Linked DNA regions of Homo sapiens: region 2 is linked to region 1. The links are chromatin contacts, found by Hi-C or POLR2A ChIA-PET in ENCODE. All regions are on one chromosome and are shown on one strand. The core of a region is the stretch at or near the end of the contact, and the rest is flanking DNA. Distances in the headings are between cores, read along the strand shown.

Region 1 (6,651 bases), core at 3,139-5,638:
AAAAAGACATTGTGGAGAGTGTGTGTGTGAGTTTAGGGTGAGGGGGACTAATTGCTGTTCTAAGAGTTTCGTAGTTGGGGGGGTGATAAGGAGGGGATGGGGGGTGATGAGGAGAGGGATGGTTGGTGGGTGGGCCTCTTATCCCAGGAGATAAGCCAAATTGAAATGAAGGCGCAAAACAAGGGAAACAAAATGGGACTAACCGTGGTGGCATTTCCTGGCCTTGGGGCCTGAGGGAGGGAAGACTGTGGAATTTATTTAGAAAACTTCCAAACCAGCGGTTATGAGTCTTTTTTACTATTCTGGCCTGTTGCTCTTGTTCTTTTCAGAATTATAAATGTGTTTGTGTGGCTGTTTGATCTCAAAGCAATGCTCAGAAGATGCAGTGTCTCGAAATCCCAGAAGATAAGATGTTACCACATGAAAGATGGTCTCAATAAAGGGGGAGAGGCGGTGGCCGAGGCCTTAATTTCCAAAACGAGAAACTGGGGCCCACCCATCTTTTAAAGGTCGTCAAAAGAAAGCTCCCATCCTCCCATCCCCCACACCTGTGTGTTGACTCTGTAAAGATGCAGTTTCCTCACTTTGGGAGGAGAGGCCGTGGTTTTTGCAGGAATTGCGCCGCTGCCGAATTCAGCCATTGCCTCTTGGAGGTTTAGGATGCCCCAGGCCTTGTTTTCCCTCAAAGCATTCCATTGGCAATCACGACCAACCATGCTCCTTGAGGATTTCTGTACACACTGGCTTTTCCTGGTCTTGTAAGTTTTTATACGAGTCAGTTTTCACCATAAATCATGGAGGTGGGTCTGGGGCTGTGACGGCGAGTCCTCGACGTTCAACCCGGATGTAGGTCACTCCAGACCCCCAGGGTGCCCTGTCGTTCCCTTTGCTGGAAGTTTCAACAAAGCCAGAAGCAGATGTCAGGGGTTCCCGGGGTCATCTGGGAGGGATGTCCGCTGAGTTTAGGGGCAAGCTGGGACTGCTGCATTTCTGTTCCTGTACGTCAGAGGAAACTAGCAACACGCCTCAAACCACTTTACACCATGTCTCAGTGTTAAACCAGAGCCTGTTTTCACAAACACCTCCTGCGATCTCATTACAGCCCCACCCTGCCCTCCTGCTTCTGTGGCCTTCTCTACTTTGCTTCTTGCTCCTCTTAAAGACCTTCTGTCTCATCTGTCTTTTCTGGGGTTGGGCCTTTCCCCTTCTCTATAACCTTCTGTGACTCCCACGGCTCACAGCTTTGCTGTATATTAGGAGCAGAAAGCAAGCTTCATTACATCATTTAAAATTTTTTAGTAGCTACATTTTTTTTTTTTTTGAGATGGAATCTCGCTCTGTGGCCCAGGCTGGAGTGCAGTGGTGTGATCTCAGCTCGCTGCAACCTCTGCCTCCCAGGTTAAGTGCTGGGATTACAGGCGCACGCCACCAGACCTGGCTAATTTCTGTATTTTTAGTAGAGATGGGGTTTCACCATGTTGGCCAGGCTGGTCTCGAACTCCTTACCTCAAATGATCCACCCATCTCAGCCTCCCAAAGTGCTGGGATTACAGGCATGAGCCACCGTGCCTGGCCGCCACATTTAATGTATTTATTTATTGATTTTTGAGACAGAGTCTCACTCTGTTGCCCAGGCTAGAGTGCAATGGCGCAATCTCAGCTCCCTGCAACCTCCACCTCCCGTGTTCAAGTGATTATCCTGCCTCAGCCTCCTGAGTAGCTGGGATTACAGGCGCCCAATATCACACCTGGCTAATTTTTGTATTTTTAGTAGAGACGGGGTTTCACCATGTTGGCCAGGCTGGTCTCAAACTCCTGACCTCAGGCGATCCGTCTGCCTTGGCCTCCCAAAGTACTGGGATTATAGTCGTGAGCCACTGTGTCTGGCCTCTTTTTTATTTATTTTGTTTTTATTTATTTATTTTTGAGACAGTCTCGCCCAGGCTGGAGTGCAGTGGCGCAGTCACGGCTCACTTGAACTCCTGGGTTTAAGTGATTCTCCCACCTCAGCCTCCCAAGTAGCTGGGACCACAGGGGTGCACCACCATGTCTGGCTAATTTTTAATTTTTTTGTAGAGACAGTGTCTCCCTATGTTGCTCAGGCTGATCTAGAATGCCTGGGCTCAAGCCATCCTCCTGCCTCAGCCTCCCAAAGTGCTGGGATGACAGGTGTAAGCCACCATGCCCGGCCTAGTAGCCACATTTTGAAAGGTACAAAGAAACAGGTGAAATTAACAATACATTTTACTTAACTTCATATATCTAAGCTGTGGTCATTTTAATATATCAATATAAGAAATTATTAATGAGATATTTTACATTCATTTTTTCCTACTAAGTTTTGAAACCCAGGGTGTATTTTTACATTGACATTCTATCCCAAATTGAATGCTAAATTTTTATCAAAAAACATTTTGATCTATATTCAGTGTTCATCAAATTTACCATTGAAAAAATGATTCATATATTCAAGTTGTCCCAGACTTACATAAAAGCTTCCCAATAATTGAATTGTTAGTTTTCACATTTAAATTGCTTAAACTTAAATACAAGTAAAAATTCATTGGCAAGTAAAAAGATGAAAAAGAAGCTAAAACAAAAAAAATTCAGTTCTTCACTCACACTAGCTCATTTCTTTTTTTCTTTTAGACATAGAGTGTCGCTCTGTCACCCAGGCTAGAGTGCAGTGGCATGATCATGGCTCACTGTAGCCTCCACCTGCTAGGCTCAAGTGATCCTCCTACCTCAGCCTCCTGGGTAGCTGGGACCAGAAGTGTGCAACACCATGCCTGGCTAATTTTTTTAATTTTTAAAATTTTGTAGAGAGAGGGTATCACTATGTTGTCTAGGCTGGTCTTGAACTCCTGGGCTCAAGTAATCCCACTGCCTCGACCTCCCAAAGTGCTGGGATTGCAGTCATGAGCCCCCGTGCCCGGCCACAAGCCACATTTTAGACGCCCAATAACCTTACGTGACTGGTGGCTGCTATATTGGGCAGCAGATACAGAGCATTTCCATCCTCACAGAAGATTCTGTTGGACAGCACTCTGATAGAAAGAAGTCTTGAACACGTGTTCTCCAAGGGACTTTCAAAGTTTTCTAGAATGCAGCCCCAACCTATCTTTACTTACTGACTTTCTTTTTATCACGTTCACTCCCCCGCCTCTATTCCACTTTGTTTCGTTTGTTTGTTTTTGAGACAGAGTCTCGCTCTGTTTCCCAGGCTGGAGTGCAGTGGAGTGATCATGGCTCACTGCAGCCTCAACCTCCTAGGATTAAGCAATCCTCCTGCCTCAGCCTCCTAAGTAGCTGGGATTACAGGTGTGTGCCACTACACCTGGCTACTTTTTTTATTCGTTGTAGAGACAGGGTCTCACTATGTTGCCCAGGCTGGTGGTGAATTCCTGGGCTCAAGTGATCCTCCTGCCTCAACCTCCCAAAGTACTGGGATTACAGGCATGAGCCACTGCACCCAGCCCTTTTGTTTTGTTTTGTTTTAGAGATGGGGGTCTCACCATGTTGCCCAGGTTAGTCTTGAGATCCTGGGCTCAGGCTATCCTGCCACCTCGGCTCCACAGAGTGCTGGGATTACAGGTGAGCCACCGCACCTGGTCTCTGTTTCCACTTTGAGGTGAATACCCTTTCTTCGGTTCCTCCAGAGAAGTCTCCTCTTTGGGGCTTGGTTTAGAGGCAGGGCTTCTGAGAAGGACTCTACCCTTCTCCCTGCAGTGGGATTAATTGCTGCCTTGGCTTCCCACGAGTTCTAGAAAATGAGGCAGACAGTGTCGGGAGAGGGGAGTGGTGGTTGTGGCTCGCTGCCCCGGAGCCTCATTTCCCATTTCTCCCGAGACAGGTTTGAATGGCTCTTCTAAGGCAGCCTGAACCCTGCCCAGTTAGAAAAACAGCCACACAAAGAACAGCACTGTGTCTGCTTCCAGCTGCCCCATGGCTGCTGGATCATGGAACATCAGACAGGAGCACACTCTGGGTGCAGGGTGTAATTCTAGGCGAGCAGCAGCTCTGCCAGGGCTGGAGGGAAATCCTTTCTTTGCCCTCACAAAAGAAAATGTGTGCCTGGCTGCTCTGGTGCTCATTTTTCAAAATGAGAACTGGAGTCTATGTGTATTTCCTTCTTAAAAAGCTATAACACAGAGGCTGGGCGCGGTGGCTCATGCCTTTAATCCCAGCACATTGGGAAGCCAAGGCGGGAGGTTCACTTGCCCCCAGGAGTACAAGACCAGCCTAGATAGCAAAGTGAGACCCCCATCTCTACAAAAAATGAAAACATTAGCCGGGCGGGGGGGCACATGCCTGTAGTCCCAGCTACCTGGGAGGCTGAGGCAGGAAGATCACCTGAGCCTGGGTGGTGGAGGCTGCAGTGAGCTGAGATCACACCACTGCACTGTAGCCTGGGTGACAGATCTTGTCTCAAAAAAATAAAACAAAACAAAAAACAAAACTATAACACACATACAAAAAAGTATATACATTTTAATTGTACAACTGAGATTTTTACAGACTGAACATACCTCTGTAACCAGCCCCCAGGTGAAGAAAGAGAACAGGACCCGCCCCCCGCAAAGGCCCCCTCATACCCCTTTCCAGATTCTTCTTCCTCTTCCAAGAGTAACCGCTCCATGGATTCATTTTGCCTATTTCTGACCTTTATTTAAATAGCATCATACAGTGTGCATTTTGTGGCATCTGGCCCCTTTGCTATTTGTGATAATTTGTGGTTGGTTTTTGAATGCCTTTATCTTTTCCGTTACCTGAAACAGTTAGTGAAAACCACAGTGGTTTAAAAACCAAAAAAACCACAAAAAAACAAACAAAAAAAAACAACGAAGAAGAAACACCAGATATGGAAGGTACGTAGGTCATTGTCTGGTAATGGTTTAAGATGTGAAGAAGAAATGACCCTTATTTGGTTGATGTTTCCACTTTGGATTTTCCAGGTTTTGGTGATTTTGGGTAGTAATTATTTACTTTTTGATTAATTCTGGGGTCTTGAAGGGACATTAACCCTCTTCCTAGCTTTTGGACAAAGCTGGATGGAAGTCATTTTCTCAGAATTTCTGTTTGCCAGAAAGAAAATTGAAGACTTAGGTGAAAAAGAGAGGGAGAGATCAACTGAATTTCTTATCTGGTATGTTCTGTTTCTGTTTTAGGTAAAATGTCGGTTCCAGGACCTTACCAGGCGGCCACTGGGCCTTCCTCAGCACCATCCGCACCTCCATCCTATGAAGAGACAGTGGCTGTTAACAGTTATTACCCCACACCTCCAGCTCCCATGCCTGGGCCAACTACGGGGCTTGTGACGGGGCCTGATGGGAAGGGCATGAATCCTCCTTCGTATTATACCCAGCCAGCGCCCATCCCCAATAACAATCCAAGTACGTGTGGCCTCCCAGGCCCCCCTTACCATTCCTTGGCCCTCCACCCTGGGAATCAGGAGAGTGACCGAAGTGACTCTGCCAAAGAGTCTAAGTGAAGTGCCAGTACGTTCCAGTTTTACCCCCTTACCTTGAAATTCCACACGCAGTCTTTTAGATTCCATGTTGGTGAGGCTCACAGCTTTTCCGTAATAAAGTATGGTTTAGGATCTTTCCCATGGTCATCATATACGAATCTTTTGGCACATCTCTTGGAGGCACAACCAACTTTCTTCTGAGAATGGGAGTTTGTGTCTTAAGGGCCCGCACACTTCCTCCTGAGGTCTGATGCAGAACTTCTGCCCTGAGGCCAGGGCCGAGGTAGGAATAGGGAGGAGAAGAAACCGTCCTGAGCAATGTGTGATTGTGTTTTCATACCAGCTCACCCTCAATGCAAGTTGCTCTTCTGCTTTTGAGCAACTAGATGGTCCCTGTCCTTTGGTGCTTCCTTCCGCCCAAGGGTGCCCTGGTATGTCACTGCTTTAGTATCACAGGTAGTTCTGAAAGAAATCTTTAGCTCAGAGAGGGGGCCCGTGAATCAGACTGCCTGGGTTCACATAACCTCCTTGTGCCTCAGCTTCCCCATTTGTAAAATAGGTTTCATCAAGTACCTATTTATAAATATCAGTGAGTTGTTAACATGAGAGGAAGTTGTGTGTGCCAAATACAGAGTACTCGTTTGATAAAAGTGAACTCTTATTGTTGTGTTCAAGTTATTTTGAGCTGGAAGAGGATGAGATAATGACTTTAGATTCTTAGACCATCCTGTGATCAATAAATAGTTTCTTTTTCTTTTTCTTTTTTTTTTTTTTTGAGACAGGGTCTCACCATGTTGCCCAGGTTGGAGTGCAGTGGTGCAGTCATGGCTCGCTATAGCCTGGACCTCCTGGGCTCAAGTGATCCTCCCACTTCAGTCTCTGGAATAGCTGAGACTACAGGCATACAGCACCACACCTGGCTAATTTTTAAATTTTTGTGTAAATCGGGTCTCACTGTTTTTCCAGGCTGATCTTTAACTCCTGAGCTCAAACGATCTTCCCACCTCCCTTGGCCTCCCAAAGTGTTAGAATTATCAGCATGAGTCACAGAGCCTGGTCCAAATAACTTATTCTTGAACCCCAAAAACACTTAATAAAATGTATGAACAGGGTGTGGTGGCTTGCGCCTGTAATCCTAGCTACTGAGGAGGCTGAGGCAGGAGGATCACCTGAGGCCAGGA
Region 2 (6,485 bases), core at 285-2,784, 75 kb before region 1:
TAAACTGTAAACTAAATGTTCCCCAGAGTTAGTTTGGCCCAAGTCCAGGAATGATGAAGAGCAGTTTGGAGGTGAAAGGCAAGATGGGGGTTGGTTAGATCAGGTCTCCTTCACTGTCACAATTTTCTGTTATAATTTTTGCAAAGATGGTCTCACCTGTGTGCATGTGTGTATAAGTGCCCATATGAGTCTCTGCACATGTGTATTCATGTCTGTGTGTCCATTTGCATGTGAGTTGTTGAGGTTCTGTATGTCCCTCTGCATGTGTCTGTGTATTGCTAAGTGGCCTTACACATGTCTGCGTGTGTGATGCCACTAATCACAGCAAACATATATGTGGCACTTCCTATGTTCCAGGGTTTGGGTGCTATCCATGCATCAATTCAGTTAATCCTCACAGCAACCCTTTCAGGTGGGTACTACTGTTACCAGAAAGGGGTCCCGATCCAGACTCCAAGAGAGGGTTCTTGGGTCTCGTGCAAGAAAGAATTCAGGGCAAGTCCGTAAAGTGAAAGCAAGTTTATTAGGAAAGAAAAGGAATAAAGAATGGCCACTCCTTAGACAGAGCAGCCCCATGTGAGGACTGCTGGTCGCCCATTTTTAAGGTTATTTCTTGACTATATGCTGAATGAGGGGTGGATTATTCATGCCTCCCCTTTTTGGACCATCTAGGGTAACTTCCTGACGTTGCCATGACATTTGTAAACTGTCATGGTGCTGGTGGGAGTGTAGCAGTGAGGAAGACCAGAGTTCGCCCTCGTCGCCGTCTTGGTTTTGGTGAGTTTTGGCCGGCGTCTTTACTGCAACCTATTTTATCAGCAAAGTATTTAGATCTGTATCTTGTGTTGACCTTTTATCTCATCCCGTGACTTAGAATGCCTAACAGTCTGGAAATGCAGCCCAGTAGGTTTCAGCCTCATTTTACCCAGCCCCTATTCAAGATGGAGTTGCTCTGGTTCAAACCCCTCTGACACTACTATTTGCAAATGAGGTGAGGGAGGCACAGAGAGGTTGAGTAACTTGCCTGAGGTTGCAGAGCTGAGATTGGAGCCCTGGCTGGCTTGCTCCAAGGCAATACTCAGGCTGGGCCACTTCCCTGTTCAGGTGGCCCTGGGCTGCCCCAGGTCCGTGTGGATGGGTGCACCCCTGGGAATATGTCTACCCATCTTGCCTCCAGCGTGATGTGTCTGGTTCCTGTGTGCACGTGTGTTGGGGGATGCACTTATGTGTATGCAGGGGTGACGGGGCTAGAGAGACCTCCTTTCCCAGGCCCCAAAGTAGGGCCTCCAAGAGGGTATCATGGGTGCAGGATCCCAGGCCGTCCTTTCCTATCTAAGACAGCAAATCTCTGGAGTGGCTGCCAGCTCAGCCCTCCCAGCCCCGGGCCTCAGAGCTGGCCTTTGTTTCCTTCACTAGGAGGCTCAGAGTGGGGTGGGCCTCTGTGGAAATTCCTGTGGAATTCCAGGCATTCGGCAGAAGAAGAAGGACGAGGAGGCGGCACACGGAAAACTCTGACCCGTGCGGGGGCTGAGGGCACCACATAGTCATGTGCATGGGGGCTGGACTCTGCGCTCAGAGCCAGCAGAGCCAGTGGCATTTGCAGAACCGAAAGAAGGGCCTGGGTGGCATCTGCCTTGGGCCTGGGGTCCAGCCATCAGTTCTTCCCCTGGCTCTGGCTCGGTGGGGCTTCCTCCAGATGGGGCCAAGGGATCCCACGTGCCAGGGAGCGCAGGCCAAAGAGCCCACAGGGGCCGGCTGGCAGTGATCTGCTCTGGGCCCGCAGAGTCAGGGGTAGCTGTTAGTTCTGAGCTGGGACCTGCGGGAGCTTCCCTGGGTTGCTTCCTCCTTTGTCAACAGGGTTTCCAGCAGACAGTGGAGCATAGTAGCCCTCTCTGTCCCTCTCCCTGTCTCTGTCCCTCTCCCTGTCTCTGTCATCTCGGTGCCTCCTTCACCTTCTCTCCAGGGTTGAGCCAGTCGTCCTCACCTTTCTCAGTCCATGTGGGGAGGGGCCAGCGGATTGCCTAATCCTGTTCCCCACGGCAGCTGTAGTTACTTGATAATGACCCCTCCCCGAAAGACACGTCCACGACGTAACTCCCAGCACTTGTGAAGGTGACCTGATTTGAAAATAGGTTCTTTGCGAGGCCGGGCGCAGTGGCTCACGCCTGTAATCCCAGCACTTTGGGAGGCCGAGGCGGGTGGATCACGAGGTCAGGAGATCAAGACCATCCTGGTTAACACGGTGAAACCCCGTCTCTACTAAAAAGACAAAAAAATTAGCCGGGCGTGGTGGCGCACACCTGTAATCCCAGCTACTCAGGAGGCTGAGGCAGGAGAATAGCTTGAAGCAGGGAGGCAGAGATTGCAGGGAGGCAGAGATTGCAGTGAGCTGAGATTGTGCTGTTGCACTCCAGCCTGTAGACAGAGCAAGACTCCGTCTCAAAAAAAAAAAAAAAGAAAAGAAAAGAAAATAGGGTCTTTGCAGATGTCATCAAGTTAAGAATCTCGAGATGAGATCATCCTGGATTTAGGGTGGGTTCTAAACCCAATGACGGGTGTCTGTGTAAGCAAGACATGGAGCTTGAAGCCACAGACACCGGAGAGAAGGCGTCCGTGTGGTGACTGGGCACCATGGCTCACGCCTGTAATCCCAGCACTTTGGGAGGTTGAGGAGGGTGAATCCTTTGAGCCCAGGAATTCGCGACCAGACTGGGCAACGTAGTGAAACCCTGTCTCTACCAAAAATATGAAAAACTTAGCCAGCTGTGTGGCATGTGCCTGTAGTCCTGGCTACTTAGAAGGCTGAGGATCACCTAAGCTCGGGAGGTTGTGGCTGTAGTGAGCTATGTTCACGCCACTGCACTCCAGCCTGGGCAACAGAGTGAGACCCTGTCTCAACAACAACAACAAAAAGCCATGTGCAGAGTGTTGCAGCCCCCAGCCCCGGGATGCCTGGAGCCACCAGAAGCTGAAAGAAGCAAGAGAGGACCCTCCCTAGATCCTCCAGGGGGAGGTGGTCCTGATGACATTTTGATTTCAAGCTTTTAGACTCTAGAACAGAGAATACATTGCTGTTTTAAGCGCCTCAGTTTGTGGTGATGTGATAATTGCAGCCACAGGACACCGATAGCTCACTTGTAAGCAGCTTCTCCTGCAGTGCACTTACCCCATGGCGACCTGGTTATTTATTTTCTGCAGCCCTGAGTCCAAATCCCAAGTCCACCACACGCTATGGGCAGGTGACTTTAACCTTGTTAAGCCTCGGTTTCTGCAAATGTAAACAGGGAAAATAATATCAAAAATAAGCAGACAGTGCTTAGATGAGTTGGGTGCAAACAGAAATGACTGCTGTTATCGTGGCTACTGCTATGCATGGGAGGCTACCTCTTGTCCATGCATCAAAGGTAATGGCAGGCCGGGCACCGTGGCCCATGCCTGTGATCTTAGCACTTTGGGAGGCTGAGGCGGGAGGATCATTTTGAGGCCAGGAGTTCAAGACCAGCCTGGCCAACATAGTGAGACCACCCCGACCCCTGTCTCTAGAAAAAAAATAAAATAAAAACATTATCTGGACGTGGTGGTGGGTGCCTGTAGTCCCAGCTATCTAGGAAGCTGAGGTGGGAGGATTGTTTGAGCCCAGGAGTTTGAGGCTGCAGTGAGCTTTGATCTCACCACTGCACTCCAGCCTAGGTGACAGAATGAGACCCTGTCTCACCACCAAAAAAAAAAAAAAAAAAAAGTTGGCCAGGGGCAGGTAGGGGAAGGCACTGCCGCCAGAGAGACCTGAAGCTGTGGAGCAACAGGGACTCCTGTGTGCCTGGAGCAGGCGGGGCACAGGAGGAGGGTTGTGTGGTTTGCAATGAGGCCCAAGAGGTGTCCCCGCCAGAGCAGGGCCTGCGGGAGGCTGGGATTTGTCATCAGGGCTTTAGGACATCATTGGCGAGTTTAAAGCAGTTTCAAAGTAGCACTGTGGCCAAGGCCAGACTGCGGGCACCTCCTGCCAAGTTGCTCCTCAGAGAGGACCCAGCTTTGTGCCCCAAACCAATCGATCAGTCATGCCAGCTGGGGGTACTTTTCCATCCATAGGGGCTGAGGCTAGGAGGGGAAGTTGGGGAAGCCAGGACTCCCAAACACAGAGGTTTGGAGCCCCCCCAACGCCAGGGGTCTGGTTCCTATCTGGACTCCCATGACCTCCGTTCTTCCGGGGTCCTGTGTGCCCGCCTTGCACTTGATGAGAAGGAGCAAAACCTGACCCAGATAGAAGTGCGCTGAGCACCTGTGGGTGCTGGAATGAGTCCAGGAAGGCACCCGAACTCCTTCTCTTCCCTCCCCAACACCTGGCGACTGATGTTAAATCTCCCACCGTAGCAGCCAGGCCTGTGACACTTGGAGATGTTTGCAGAGCCATGATTTGTTGAGCACTTGCCATGCGCCAGGCTGTGGGGGGAAGAGCGCCTACCACATGGCCTTGTTAATCCGTACCGCACTCCATGAGCTGCGCGCCCCTGGAGCTCCACGCTGGAGACTTGAGTCAACCCAGAATCATGATTCGAAACTGGCTGCCTCTGCCTCCGAAGCCCTGGGCCCTCAAGCACTGAGCTCAGCAGTGTCTGTTTAATTCTTCCCACCCCAGCTGCAACCAGTCCATGAGCTCCTTCCCCAAAAGCAGGTGTGCAGCCAAGAAGAGGAAGGAAGGAGCCGGCTGCTTCGAGTGTGGCCGCTGACTGCTCACAGCTGTGTTTCCCACCCCTCACCCACCCTTCTTGGCAGCCCAGAGGGACCCCAGAAGGACCGACTGGCCGAGGACAGGTCCTCAGCAGGGCCCCCTTGCCTCCTGGTGGGACTGACTCAGAAAACTCTTACTTCAGGCCTGCCTTGGGATCAGGCCTCCAGCTGGGACCTGTCTGCTGTTCTTCCTCCTGCACCTTGTCTCCTTACTCCCCTCTTCTGAGAACCCTCACTTCTAGAAAACCACATGCACCCACATCTCCATCACAGGCTCTGCTTCTACGGAACCTCAACTAGGATGAGGTCATGTCTGACTTCCCGGCTGAGTGCCTTCCCCAAAGTCCTCGGTGTCCTGCGGACAGAGGCTCCTTCCCTGCGCTCAGCCTTCTGAGCCTTCCTCATCTGATGCCTGTTAGGCTCCCTTTGCTGCTGAGGTCCTGGGTGCCATCCCAGCACTTGGTAAGAGGGGGCAAGCCTGAGTGCCGTGGCTTATGCCTGTAATCCCAGCACTTCGGAAGGGCGAGGCGGGAGGATTACTTGAGGCCAGGAGTTCAAGGCCAGCCTGGGCAACATAGTGAGATGCCAGTCTCTAAAAAAACTAAAATAGGCTGGGAGCAATGGCTCACGCCTATAATCCCAGCACTTTGGGAGGCCAAGGCGGGCAGATCACTTGAGGTCAGGAGTTCGAGACCAGCCTGGCCAATATGGCGAAACTCCATCTCTACTAAAATACAAAAATTAGCTGGGCATGGTGGTGTGCGCCTGAAATCCCAGCTACTAGGAATGCTGAGGCAGGAGGATCACTGGAACCCGGGAGATGGAGGTTGCAGTGAGCTGAGAACACGCCACTGTACTCCAGCCTGGATGACAGAGCAAGACTCAGTTTCAAAAAAAAAAAGAAAAGAAAAAATATTAGCCAGCCGTGGTGGCACACACCTGTAATCCCAGCTACTTGGAGGCTAAGGCGGGAAGATCCCTTGACCCTAGGAGTTTGAGGCTGAAGTGAGCTATGATCGTGCCACTGCACTCCAGCCCGGGCAACAGAGCAAGATCTTGACTAAAAGAAACAAAAAAATAAAAAAATAGAAAGGGTCAAGACCAACTTTGTTTTTTCCCTTTCATTGGATACTTTCGGTAAAAGCAAGATCTCCGGATGTCTCCTTGTGCTCTGAGAGCATCTACTGGGTGTTGATCTGGGTTGGGCGTTCTGCAAAGCGTTTACTTGGAACTCTAGAAAGAGTTCCCAGGACTCTTAGCTGGAAGAGAAAGGAGAGGAGACACGCAAACATGGAAAATCTGGGGCGGCCCCAAGTTTAGCGAGTTATCTGGGGCCACACCAACCTCAGGGCTGGTTGGGGCTGGGATGAGTCATGGCTGTTGGGCAGGATTACCTGCTTGAGAAACGAACCAGGTCTTATTTGGGTATTGATTCATTACCACAGAATGGGAAATATTTTTCCCTTCCTGTGAATCTTTCAAGGAGCAAATGTGTCTTTGTGTTCTGCAGGACTGTGCTTGTCTTGGGCCAATGGAGAATTACAGGCCTTGTTTTTTTTTTTTTTTTTTTTTTTTGACAGAGTCTCACTCTGTCGCTCAGGCTGGAGTGCAGTGACGCAATCTCACTGCAACCTCCGCCTCCTGGGTTCAAATGATTTTCCTGCCTCGGCCTCCCGAGTAGCTGGGACTACAGATGTGTGGTACCACGCCCGGCTAATTTTTGTATTTTTATTTATTTTTTGATATTGAGTCTTGCTCTG

The links. Hi-C counts contacts between places; a loop is a spot of excess contacts on that map. ChIA-PET counts read pairs that join two places held with the same protein, here RNA polymerase II (POLR2A). Pooled maps may share reads with other maps.
Region 2: a loop to region 1 is called in a map of sigmoid colon, with 2.0 times the contacts of the local background. The contact joins two enhancer-like sites. A Hi-C loop is called at or near these places in 11 of 168 maps with a recorded cell type or tissue (CD4-positive, alpha-beta T cell, CD4-positive, alpha-beta memory T cell, CD8-positive, alpha-beta T cell and 7 more), 1 of 37 single-sample maps with no recorded cell type and 17 of 50 pooled maps. POLR2A ChIA-PET finds 5 or more read pairs at or near these places in 21 of 52 experiments (AG04449, BJ, CD4-positive, alpha-beta T cell and 16 more).

Annotation. Positions count from the first base shown.
Region 1 is chr16:11,555,253-11,561,903 of GRCh38, reverse strand. It overlaps LITAF (lipopolysaccharide induced TNF factor), which reads left to right. Exons shown (of 4, transcript NM_001136472.2): 2 at 5,169-5,393. The coding sequence starts at 5,174. Among named protein-coding and RNA genes, the nearest start is that of LITAF, 28 kb to the left of the region's middle. RefSeq lists an enhancer at 832-1,686. Within about 2 kb of position 4,388, at least 7 of the 41 ENCODE cell types and tissues checked have a DNase peak (open chromatin) inside an H3K27ac peak, as active enhancers do; they include sigmoid colon, where a contact is called at or near this core.
Region 2 is chr16:11,627,825-11,634,309 of GRCh38, reverse strand. It overlaps a transcript of LITAF not described here. Among named protein-coding and RNA genes, the nearest start is that of SNN, 37 kb to the left of the region's middle. Within about 2 kb of position 1,534, at least 24 of the 41 ENCODE cell types and tissues checked have a DNase peak (open chromatin) inside an H3K27ac peak, as active enhancers do; they include sigmoid colon, where a contact is called at or near this core.